3 separate regions of the Homo sapiens genome follow, and regions 1 and 2 are each linked to region 3. A link is a contact called in ENCODE Hi-C or POLR2A ChIA-PET data. All regions are on one chromosome and are shown on one strand. Each heading gives the region's core, a stretch centred on a gene start or an enhancer-like site at or near the end of the contact. The rest is flanking DNA. Distances are from core to core; before and after follow the strand shown.

Region 1 (4,194 bases), core at 54-2,553, 4.9 Mb before region 3:
GGAGAACAGCAAGGAAAATGGTCCAAGAGTCCAGCAAAGAGTAATGAGGAGGGCCATGGCACATAGGGAGGAGTGGTGAAGACTGAAAAATACGTGAGCAGCCAAAGAAGGTGCCTAACAGTGAGGCAGCATCCTAGTTCTGGTTCAGCTAACTCACATTCCTCTCACCATGGGGTGAACCAATTCTCAGCTACCCTGGGGGGAAGGCTTGTTGAAGATGACGCCTGCAGAAGCTGACTGGCAGAGTAGTGGACTCTGGGATGGGATACCGGCAGGGGCATTTCCCCACCAGCTTCACCCTGGAGATAACTCCATGTTTCAGAACCTGTTACCTTTTTCCTCAAACATGAGCTATTTTTCCTAGTTTCCTTTGAAAGATCGGACCGAAAGTCAAGTTTTCGTGGTTTAGGCTCACCCTTCAAAACACCCGAAATAACTTTTGCAGAAATCTTCCTCATGTTCAAGTTTTCTTTCAAAATGAGCCTAACAGTTTCTTTGTCTAAATTTAACTCTTCAGCCATCATCCTCACGGTTAACTGCCTGTTTGAACAAACCAAGTCCTTGACCTTCTGGATATTGTCATCTGTTCGGTGGGTGACTGGACGCCCACTTCGGGCATCATCTCGAACATCTTCCCGTCCTTCTTTAAACCTTTTGTGCCAGTCAAAAACTCTGGCCCTTGACATGACTTCATCCCCATAAGCTTCTTTTAAAAGATGGTGGGTCTCACTTGCAGACTTGTTCAATTTCACGCAAAATTTGATACTAATCCTTTGTTCTAAATAGCGGTCACTCATTCTGGCACTGAACAACACAGGAACGTTTAACAGGCCACGACTGTAAGGGAAAGACGGACAGATCAATCTTTATAGGGCTGCAGGTGTAATCATATCGCTCTTCTTGCTCTTCTAGAAGCCTCGCCGGGAAAGAGTAATTGCTTTTATGAATTTTTGTCCCTCAGCTTCCAGTCGAGGCTGGGGAGATCCGTTCTGGGAAGCCAACAGTCGCTGCAAAGCTGGGAAAAATTAAATCGCCTACAACCACGTCTGCATCAAACCAGTGCACGCACATCTGCCGAGAGTTTGCCAGTCACCAAGGTCGCTCCGATTCCGCGGCCCTTAAGGAGTATATGGCGAATTCTGCAAGAAAGGCCTAAGTGGTGGCAAATTAAGCAAGCAAGAAGAGATGCATCGGTGATGTAACGTGCAAGCTCGCCCTAGATCTGCAGAAACCCGCGCACGCCAAACCTACCGGAGCAGCCCAGGAACCGCCTGCTCTAGCGTCCCGGGAGACAGGCGCGCATGCGCAATTCTCTCTCCCCGCGGATTAGACTGTGCGCAGTCGCACTGCGGCGGCGCGCGCCAGGTCCCGCCTCCGCCTCGCCACACCCCGGCAGGCGCGCTTCCTTGCGCGTGCCCGCCTGCTGAGAAGGCGGAAAGGAGGGGCGGGGGAGGAAGGCTGAGGGAAGAGAGGGCACCCCCGGGCGTCAGGGTGCATTGTGGGAAGGAGGCGGCAGCGTCTCGGGCGGGCGGGAGGTGCACCAGCGGCGGCGGCGGCGGTAAATCCTCCCGGCCGCTCACAGCACTGTGGAGCCGCGTCCCCAGCCCGGCCTCGGACCGCGGCACCCCTCCTGGCCCTCGCGGCTTCTAGCCCGCCCGCCCCTCCCCCGCGCGTCGGCCCTGCCGAGCCGGCCGGCCGGCCTGGCTCCCCTCCCCGGCCCCGACGGGCGGGCGGACTGCCCTGAGGAGGCGGGGAGGGGAGGGCTGGGCCGGCCGGCGGGCGGGCGACGATGCCGAACTTCTGCGCTGCCCCCAACTGCACGCGGAAGAGCACGCAGTCCGACTTGGCCTTCTTCAGGTTCCCGCGGGACCCTGCCAGGTAAGCGGCGGGCGCAGAGCGGGCGGCCCGGGCCCACCTTCGCGGTGAGCGCTGCCAGCCGCCGGCCCCTGGCGGGCTCCCGGGCTGGCTGAGAGGGGCGCAGGAGGCGGGCGCAGCGCACTGCCGTCGACCCCAGCGTTGGACCGAGATGGGGAGCCGGCCCCGAGCCGTGGGCGGGCGGGCGTCCGGGGACCTCGGAGCACGTGCGCTGGTGGGGGCTCTGCGCGGAGGACACCACCCCAAACGCGAGGGAGCTGGGGCGGCGCGCGGACGCGGGATGCTGTGGGTTCTCGCCGTGGCTCACTTGCTGTGTGACCTCGGGGGAGTCGCTTTCCTCTCTGGGCGTTAGTTTCCTTAGCTGTCAAAAGAGAGCAGGACTCTATGGTTGTGGCCACTGGGGCCTTTCCCTCTCCTTGCCACCACCCCCGGGACAGTGTTTCTGTTTTGAGTCCCGCTACCTTCTTTCATCTCATCGCAACTGCTTTCTCCTTCGGACTTGTCATTGCACGGTTCAGGATTCATTTTCTGGCTGTCACCGTTACTCATTTTCTCGCTTGGGTATTGTAGGGATAACAGAGGGTGTACGCGTGAGGGCGTGGAAATTGGTATTGGAACCTCTTCCTTCGGATAACCCCCACACACTGACATATTTAGGGAATGATAGCATAGGGACTGTGTTTGAAAGGCTGAGATGTTTCATAGGCCTGTCTTGTTGGTTCATTCATTTAAAATCAATGCCTACTATGTGCCGAGCGCAAATGTTAGGTGCTGGGAGTTCATGGGTGAATAAGGGTGTCACTGCTTGCAGAAAGCTCTCAGTCCAGTAAGGGAACAGGTGCAGCAACGGGCGACTATAATTTATGTTATTTATTAATTAGTTCAATTAATTATTGAAGGTCTACTTGTGTTGGCATTGTTGTGAGCAGTGGGGGTTACAGATGAACAAATCGAAGTCCTTGCTTTCATGAAGATTACATTCTAATGGGGGGGGAATAAACAAGTAAAATACGTAGTGTGTCGGATGATGATAAATACTGTGGAGAAAAATAAACAAAGGTTAGAGGGTAGGGGAATAAGTAGTATCAAGGGACGCACAATTGCTATTTTAAATACAGTGATTAGAGAAGGCCTCACTAAGAAGGTGAATTTGAGCAAAGACCAGGTGAAGGGGCCAGCCATGGAGATACCTTGGGCAGCAGCATTCCAAAGAAGGCAAAGACAGGGCAACCAGGAGTCCAGGGAGAGGGACTGGGAGAGAGGTGAGATGAGACCAGAAAGGTGTGTGTATGGTAGGGGCAAATTCTTTAGGTAGGACCTTGTAGGTCTTGGAAGGCACTATGGTTTTTATTATGAGTGAAATAGGAAGTCATTGAAGGGTTTAGAGCAGAGACTTAAATTTTAACAGGATCAGTGGCTGCTCATTAGATTGTGGGGAGGCAAAGGTGAAAGCCGGAAGACCAGTTAAAAGGCTGTTGTAATAATCCAGATTAATAGAGGAGGAGATGGTAAATTTGAGATATGGTTTGAAGGTGAAGCCAACATCATTTGCTAATGGTTTGGAGGTAGATTGTAAAAGAAAAAGAGAACTTAAGGACGACTTCAAGATTTTAAAAATCTATGTTGGCCAGGTTGGTCTTGAACTCCTGGCTTCAAGCAGTCCTCCTGTGTCGGTCTCCCAAAGTGCTAGAACAGGCTCTGAGCCACCGCGCCCAGCCGACTTCAAGATTTTTAACGTGAGCATTTGCTGAGATAGGGAAGACTGGGAAGAGCAGGTTTGGTAGAGGAATACTAGAAGTTTGGGTTTGAGAGACCTGATAGACATTCAAGAATAGATGTCTAGGCCGGGCATGGTGGCTCACACCTGTAATCCCAGCACTTTGGGAGGCCTAAGCAGGCGGATCACTTGAGGTCAGGAGTTCGAGACCAGCCTGGCCAACATAGGGAAACCCTGTCTCTATTAAAAAATACAAAAATTAGCTGAGCCCAGTGGTGCGTGCCTGTCCAGCTACTCAGGAGGCCAAGACGTGAGAATCGCTTGAACCCAGGAGGCAGAGGTTGCAGTGAGCCGAGATCGTGCCACTGCACTCCAGTCAGGGTGACAGAACAAGACTCCGTCTCAAGAAAGAAAGAATAGATGAAAAAAAAAAAAGAATAGATGTCTTTCTTCATACCATATACAGAAATGAACTCCAAATGGCCTATACTTTTATTGAGATCAAAGGCCTAAATATAAGAGCTATGTCATTAAACTTTTAGGAAAAAAATACAGATAAATCTTCATGACTTTAGATTTGGCAGCACATTCTTGTTTGTTTT
Region 2 (4,170 bases), core at 1,561-4,060, 3.0 Mb before region 3:
AAAGTATAATAATAATAAATAAAAAATTAACTCAAAATGTATCATAGACTTAAATGTAAAATAAAAAATCTTTAAAAAAATAGGCAGTAGAATGTCTTCAGGATCTAGGGCTGGGCAAAGAGTTATTAAACCAAAAGCATCAATAAAAGGAAAAGTGGATAAATTGGACCTTATCACAATGACAAACTTTTGCTCTGCAAAAGATACGGTTAAGAGGATGAAAATACAAGCCATACACTGTGAGAAACTGTTTACAAAGCACATATTTGACAAAGGGCTAATATCTAGAATATATAAAGATATCTCAAAACTCAACAGTACGAAAAACAATTAATTAGAAAATGGGCAAAAGACATGAACAGACATTTCACTGAAGGGAATATACACATGGAAGATAAGCACATGAAAAGATGTCTTACATCATTAGTCAATAGGGAAATACAAATTAAAATCACAATAAGACACCACCACACACCTATTAGAATGGCTAAAATAAAAGCTAATGCTCATGAGGATGCAGACAAACTTGATCATTCATACACTGGTGGTGGGTATGTAAAATGGTACAGCCGCTCTGGAAAGCATTTTGGCAGTTTCTTAAAAAACGAAACATGTAACTACCATGCAACCCAGCAACTGCACTCCTGGGCATTTATTCCGGAGAGATGAAAACTTAGTTCACACAAAAACCTGTACACAAATGTTTACAGTACCTTTACTCAGAATATCTGAAAACTGGAAACAACCCAGGTGTTCTTCAGTGAGTGAATGGCTAAACAAACTGTGGTACATTCATACTATGGACTACTACTCATCAATAAAAAGAAACGCGCTATTGATACATGCAACAACTTGGATGAGTCTCCAGATAATTATGCTGAGTGAAAAAAAAATTCTAAAAGGTTGCACTCTGTATGATTCCATCTATACAACACAGACGTTTGCCAGGAATTAAGAAGCAGTGTAACTACAAAGAGCAACATGAGGGATCCTTGTGGTGATGAAAATGTTCTGCATCTTGACTTTATCAATGTCAGTATCCTGGTTGTGATATTGTACTACAGTTTTGCAAGGTGTTTCCATTGGGGGAAGCTGGGTAAAGGGTACATATAATCTGTCCATATTATTCCTTACAACTGCATATGAGTGTCCAATTTTCTCAAATAAAACATTTAATTAAAATAGTACATATGTGATTTCTCTTGTCCAAACCCTGATTGATAATTTGAACCCTTCATCAGACTGGAAAATTTCTCTTCTATTCCTAGATTGCTAAGTATTTTGGTCAGAAGAGGTGTTTATTTTTGCCAATAGATTTATCTGTATTTTTTAACATAATCATAGCTTTTCTTTAAAAAAAATTTTTATTATTTCTTCCAATGAAGGCTTTTCTCTTTTAAGGTAAATTACATTGTTTGATTTCAGAATGCAAAACCAACCTTGCATTCCCGGGATAAACCCTACTTCATCATGATGTATTAATCCTTTTATAAATTGCTGGATTTGATTTGCTAATATTTGCTTAGGATCTTTATGTCTATGTTTATGAAATGTTTTTCAGACACCTATGGTGTCTGAAAAGTCCTCAGTAAAAATTCATTGAATTCAGACTTGTTTAAATGATACTCTAACTGCAACATAGCTGATGTTGTGGTCCAGACACCCCCTCAGGGCCTAGACAGTCATTCCCTCAGCTTCTGGAGTTGGTTACTGATGATACACAACTGAGTCCTTCTCTGGGGGCCGCCCTCCACCGAGGGAAGCAGTCTTGCCAAAAAAAAAAAAAAAAAAAAAATCACAGCTCCTCCCCAGGTGTAGCCTGTATCCATGACTGGTCAATGCAAGGATAAGAGTTTCTGGCCCCCTTGCTTTAATGTGGAACTACTCTGAAGGGTCATCCTAGGCTCCAAGCATGCCTTGGGATTGGTCAAGGCCTCTGCTGCAACTGTTTTGCAGGCCAACTTCTTCCTCTGCCTACAAATTCCTGCTTCCTTCACTTTCTTACAGGTGCTGATCTTTAAGTTCTCCCTACCTCCACCAATAACCTTGTAGGCAAGCTAATCTCCCTCTTGCGTCCCCCAGGGGCTCAACACAGGACACACCACGTTACCCTGTTTTATTTTTCTTTTCATAGCATTTAACACCTTATACGTGAAATAACCTTATTTACTTAACACTTAAAATACTTATCGTCTGCTGTAAGAATGTAAGCTTACCAGGACAGATCTTTCTCATACGCTATGCACCGCTGTATCAAGCGCCTATGGCAGGGCCTGCAGAACACAGCAGGCACTAAATACTGGTTGTTGAATGAACCGATGAGTCTGGCCCCGCGCTTTTGGTCCTGGGATCACATATCCCCCCTCCAGCTTTTAACACGCACCTGGGAGCTGCGGCTCGGGGTGTGCCCCCGAGTCCCCGCCCCTCAGGCCACGCCCCCAGGCCCACGGAGAGGGCGGGGCCCCGCGGACGCAACGGTGGGCACGATGCGGCAACCCGCCGTTCGGTTGGTGCGCCTGGGTCGGGTGCCGTACGCCGAGCTACTGGGGCTGCAGGACCGCTGGCTGCGGCGGCTGCAGGCCGAGCCAGGCATTGAGGCCCCGTCGGGGACTGAGGCGGGCGCGCTCCTGCTCTGCGAGCCCGCGGGGCCCGTGTATACGGCCGGGCTGCGCGGCGGCCTGACGCCCGAGGAAACTGCGCGGCTACGGGCCTTGGGCGCCGAGGTGCGCGTCACAGGCCGCGGTGGCCTGGCCACCTTCCACGGCCCGGGCCAGCTGCTTTGCCACCCGGTACTCGACCTGCGGCGTCTCGGCCTGCGCTTGCGCATGCACGTAGCGTCGCTGGAGGCGTGCGCCGTGCGCCTGTGCGAGCTCCAGGGCCTGCAGGACGCCCGCGCGCGGCCCCCGCCCTACACTGGCGTCTGGCTAGACGATCGCAAGATCTGCGCGATCGGTGAGCGCCGCGGAGCAGGGCGGTACCTGAGAGCCGAGGTCGGAGCTTGAGGCCTGGGGGCGGGGTCTGACGGGGCTGGACCAACGGAGGTGAGGGCCGGGAGGAGGCGTATCTAGCGCGGGTTTTGAATCACAGCTACCCGCTGCGTTTGAGTTTTTAAGCCCCTTTTCAGATATCGTATATTCAGAAGCAGAAGGCTCCTCACATCTAGTCCAACACGCATTTCTGTTAAGGGAGAGACAAGAGAAGTGAATTGCCAGGTTACGTCCTGCGAATGACAATGTCATGGCAAATAAGGGTGCTAATTTTCAAACTTTTTTTTTTTTTTTTTTTTGAGACAGAGTCTCGCTTTGTCACCCAGGCTGGAGTGCAGTGGCGCAATCTCGGCCCACTGCAAGCTCCGCCTCCCGGGTTCACGCCATTCTCCTGCCTCAGCCTCCAGAGTAGCTGGGGCTACAGGCGCCCACCACCAGCCCGGCTAATTTTTTGTATTTTTAGTAGAGATGGGGTTTCACCGTGTTAGCCAGGATGGTCACGATCTCCTGACCTCGTGATCCGCCCGCCTCGGCCTCCCAAAATGCTGGGATTACAGGCGTGAGCCACTGCGCCTGTCCCCAAGCTTTTTTTTTTTTAAGTATTGGAATCTGTTAAAAGACATTTCCTGGAATCCTCATGATGAGTGCAGCTGCTTGAAGCCACGCACCCCTTCCTTTCATTTGTTTCCTTTTCCCATCTGAGTACAATCCCTTGTTTCTCCAGAAACAAAATTTGAAAACCGGTGATCTAATCCAGTTTTCTCATCGCCCTGAGAGGGACACCAAAGCCCGGAGAGTGGAGGGTATCTACTCTAAGACCCTTTGGCTTGCCTTGCAGGAGTCCGCTGTGGAAGGCACATCACATCCCACGGCCTGGCTCTCAACTGCTCTACCGACCTCACGTGGTTTGAGCACATCGTGCCCTGTGGACTGGTTGGGACAGGCGTCACTTCCTTGAGTAAGGAGCTCCAGAGGCACGTCACCGTGGAAGAAGTAATGCCACCTTTCCTTGTGGCCTTTAAGGAGATCTACAAGTGCACACTGATCTCAGAGGACAGCCCCAACTGAAGAGTACTCATAACAGCCAGGATGCTCCTGCCTTGGGAAGCATGAAGTCTGACTTGAGTCACCTACTGAAACCCAGATTTTAGACCTGGCCTGTCATTCACTGATCATGAAACTA
Region 3 (3,782 bases), core at 856-3,355:
ACTTCTGGCAGAAACCACGGAGCCCCACTATCAATCATGGAGCACAGTGATATGTTGTCTTAAAAAAGAAAATTTTAGGACTCTTGAAATTTATTAGGTCAACTTGGGCAACAGAGCAAGATCCTGTCTTTAAATAAATAAATAAAAATAAATAAATTTATTATGTCAAGAGGGAAGTTAAGTCCTAGAAACTGGGTCACATAGCATGTTTGTAATTTTGTCTTTTAGATTATAGGCTGTTTTTCTTTATCATTCATGTTTTATAAATGACTAGGAGAGACCACAGACCAGGCCTGCTCCCCTTTTAATTACTGATCTTTATTATAGATTGTCTCTTATTATCCCGTACTTAGACCAGACTCCTACATCTTCAGTGTAAAATGTTAAATATACCTTCCACCTAAAAAAGACCACCTCAGCTGGTCAGATTATAACTTTATGCATAAAAAGATGTTAAAATTCTGTTAAACTTCCCTAAAATTTGTCTACATAAATGATCCCAAACATCTACAGTTCAAAATACTGATTTCCATTCTTTAAAATCTGTGCTTCCCAGGCAGCCTGTCCTCAAACTTTATACACTTAAATAAACTCTCTTTAAGCTAAATTCTGACCTGTTTGGTTATTTCAGGTTGACAGCCTTCTAACAAGATAAAACATGCTCTATGTAGTATATTATCCTGCCAAAAAAAGTGCATAGCCTGAATGCACAGTGTGGCTCCCTGATTAGATCCTGGGGTTTAAAAAAGGGCTGTAGGGCAGAGCTTCACACCTGTAGTCCCAGCACTGTAGGAGGCCACAGTGGGTGGATCGCTTGAGCCCAGGAGTTCGAGACCAGCTTGGGGAACATAGTGAGACCCCCCCCCCCACCCATCTCTACCAAAAAAAAAATAGCGTGTGGTGGTGTGCTCTTGTAGTCCCAGCTACTCAGGAGGGTGAGGGAAGAGAATCGCTTGAGCCCAGCAGTTCAAGGCTGCAGTGAGCTGTGATCGTGCCACTACACTCCAGCCTGTGTGACAGAGACCCCCGTCTTAACAAAGCAAAACAAAACAACAATAACAAAAGGGCTGTAAAGGGCATTATTGGGACAACCGCGGGAAACTGGAGATGGAAAATAGATAACAGCATTGAACTGATGTGGTCATTGTATTTTGGTAATATAGGAGGTTCTTGTTCTTAAGGAGTTGGATACCGAAGTATTTGGGAGGGGGGTATCACGGTATCTGCAGCTAATGGTGGGGGCTGAGTGGGGAGGAAAAAAGAAAAATACACATATATAAACACAGAGGGAGAGAAATGAAACGTGGCCAGCTGCTCACCCCTGCTGAACCTAGGAATCTGCGTGCTCACTTTACGTTCAACTTGTTTGTATGCTGAACATTTTTCAAAACAAAAAGGTGCAGGGAAAAAAGAAAACATGATGTCTCTCTGAGGGCCACAGAGACGTGGCAACCAGATCGCTCTGACAGTAAGGCCTGTTACCCGAGCTGTTGGGTGTGGGGTCAGCAGACACCTTCAGCTGCCCCCTCCTCCAGGGCTGCCTCGCCCCAGGTCATGCCCTCGCAACGTGGCCCGTGCGTCCGGCTCGCACTGTGGCTCAGCTTCTCCCTTTGCCCAGTCCTGCTGCTCCCTCCCCTCCCGTCCTCGCACAGGTGTGCCCCCCTAATAAGCAGGCCACCCAGACTCCATCTCGGGTCACTTTGGCGGTCTCCCAGCGGCGAGCCTTCCCTGACACCCATGTGTTTACCTGATCGTTTATGGAGGATCCTCTTCGCCCCGGGACGTGAGCCCTAGGACCAAGAACTGTGTCTGTTTTGCTCCTTGCGGTGCACCGGCGCCTGGACATACGCTCCATCAATGTGCGTCGCGAGCCGCTGAAGCCCCATTTGCCGAGGGGGAAACTGAGGCACGATGATCCAGGTGATGAGCCTGGCGCGTTCTCCGCGCGGCCCACGTGGCCACTCCGCCACGCCCCACCCCCAGCTGGTCAGCTGGGATCCCGAAGAAGCGCCAGAGGCTGCGCCCACCCACTAGGGCCCGGGCGGGCCGGTGGGGCGGCAGGGCGGGGCCTGGGCCGTCAATCTCGAGTCCGGCCGCTGCCGAATGGCGGGCGCGGTGGGCCCGGAGTCAGCTCAGGCTCCTCGACCAATCACGGGGCGCGGAGCCGCCGGGCGTGCAGGGTCCGCCTCCGATTGGCAGGCAATCGCTGACATCATCCGGGGGCGGGCGCCCCTGCCCTGCGGGTGACTCCGACCCCTGGCTAGAGGGTAGGCGGCGTGGAGCAGCGCGCGCAAGCGAGGCCAGGGGAAGGTGGGCGCAGGTGAGGGGCCGAGGTGTGCGCAGGTGAGTGGCCAAGGTGTGCGCAGGTGAGGCCAGGGGAAGGTGTGCGCAGTGGGGGGCGCTTGCCCAGGTGAGCAGGTGCCCACTCACAGGGCGAGGGTGGGGTCAGGGGTAGGGGGCGTGCGCGCAGGTGGGGAGAGGGTCCAGCTCACAGGCGAGGGGCCGCTGGGGCTCCGGGGAGGCGGGGCGGAGGCGTGGATAGTCCCCCTCCCCCACGAGCCGGCGTCTGAGGGATGCTCTGTCCCCGCGCTGTCTGGAGCTTCCCCGGGCGAAGGCTGCCTGGCTCCGGGGTCGGCTCCTGGCCCCATGCCGCGCTCCGCGGCGGCTCTTTCTCCTGCCCCACCTGTTGTTCGCCTCCCTCTTTGTCAGTGCTGAGCCAGGCACAGCAGCTTTGCGATGGGACTGGCTTGTCCGCCGTCCTCCCTGACATGCGGCTGTTGAAGCCCTGAGCACTGGACCTTCTGCCTCTTGCTTGACTCCTACTGTGGGCCTTGAGCTTCTGCCCTCTCCTGAAATGTCAGCTGCCTGCGGTCTTATTCATTTTTGTGTTCCTTGCAGGACTTTAGCCGGTTGAGAAGGATCAAGCAGGCATTTGGAGCACAGGTGTCTAGAAACTTTTAAGGGGCCGGTTCAAGAAGGAAAAGTTCCCTTCTGCTGTGAAACTATTTGGCAAGAGGCTGGAGGTAAGTGTATCTCAGTGCCCTGGATCGTGGGCGCAGGCTATGGCTTCACAGCGTTGAAAGTACAGACAGACTGGTCCACCAGCTCTCGAGTGCCAACGACTGTCTGTGCCTCTTATGAGTAAAATACAACATACCAGGGCACCTCCCCTTTGTCTGTTCCCAGCCGTCTATTGGGAAGGATGTTACTTAGATGTTTATTGCACAACTCAATGCTTGTGGCTAAAGAGCTGACTCCTGGGTGAATGAACTCTGTAATAAGCTAAAAGTACTTCTTTGGTCTTGTTTTAATCCCTTTTGACAACATTCTCCCAGTGGCTTTTTCACACTTTAGTTCTGAGGTTACACATCCCCTGACCCTTTTGCAATTTCCCAGTGTTTTACATAATTGATAATGTTGGTACCAGGCATTGTCCCCTTGTAGCTTATCCATGGCTTGGGGCAAGACGAATGCCACCCCATTCTACTTAGCCTTCCTGTAAGGCAAGTGTGCATGTGGGTGGTCTGGATTAACACCAGTCAGTGTGGGAACTAGGGATCGGAGGGAGTGGGGGCACTGAGCTGGTAAGTTTTGGCTGGGAAGAAACTAAGCTTGTATCTTACCTTGATGAGAGCCTGGGGGAGAGGAACTGTCTAAAGCAAGCCAGCTTGTCCAGGTGGCTGTGATCTTGAGATCAGACTCACTAGCGTGTCAGCTTTTCTCAGAAGTAGTTTTCTTTCATCCACTTTGATTTTACAGATATAAGGAGAGTGACTGGCACT

What was found. Hi-C counts contacts between places; a loop is a spot of excess contacts on that map. ChIA-PET counts read pairs that join two places held with the same protein, here RNA polymerase II (POLR2A). Pooled maps may share reads with other maps.
Region 1: a pooled map shows a loop between it and region 3 (25-fold over the local background). The contact joins the promoter of GVQW3 here to the promoter of DHCR7-DT in region 3. A Hi-C loop is called at or near these places in 6 of 50 pooled maps.
Region 2: a loop to region 3 is called in a map of CD8-positive, alpha-beta T cell, with 24 times the contacts of the local background. The contact joins the promoter of LIPT2-AS1 here to the promoter of DHCR7-DT in region 3. A Hi-C loop is called at or near these places in 1 of 168 maps with a recorded cell type or tissue (CD8-positive, alpha-beta T cell) and 7 of 50 pooled maps. POLR2A ChIA-PET finds 5 or more read pairs at or near these places in 1 of 52 experiments (CD4-positive, alpha-beta T cell).

What each region holds. Positions count from the first base shown.
Region 1 is chr11:76,378,432-76,382,625 of GRCh38, reverse strand. GVQW3 (GVQW motif containing 3) reads right to left here and starts at 1,303. Exons shown (of 2, transcript NM_001347885.2): 1 at 333-1,303. The coding sequence starts at 797. It overlaps THAP12 (THAP domain containing 12), which reads left to right and starts at 1,494. Exons shown (of 5, transcript NM_004705.4): 1 at 1,494-1,878. The coding sequence starts at 1,790. RefSeq lists a silencer at 1,216-2,145 and an enhancer at 1,788-2,289.
Region 2 is chr11:74,492,020-74,496,189 of GRCh38, reverse strand. LIPT2-AS1 (LIPT2 antisense RNA 1) reads right to left here and starts at 2,810. Exons shown (of 2, transcript NR_171028.1): 1 at 2,217-2,810. It overlaps LIPT2 (lipoyl(octanoyl) transferase 2), which reads left to right and starts at 2,466. Exons shown (of 2, transcript NM_001144869.3): 1 at 2,466-2,952; 2 at 3,826-4,170. The coding sequence starts at 2,487. The coding sequence ends at 4,055. RefSeq lists silencers at 2,231-2,480, 2,591-2,700.
Region 3 is chr11:71,446,851-71,450,632 of GRCh38, reverse strand. It overlaps DHCR7-DT (DHCR7 divergent transcript), which reads right to left and starts at 2,105. Exons shown (of 2, transcript NR_186309.1): 1 at 1,748-2,105. It overlaps DHCR7 (7-dehydrocholesterol reductase), which reads left to right and starts at 2,240. Exons shown (of 9, transcript NM_001360.3): 1 at 2,240-2,343; 2 at 2,899-3,023. RefSeq lists an enhancer at 1,707-2,208 and a silencer at 1,934-2,573.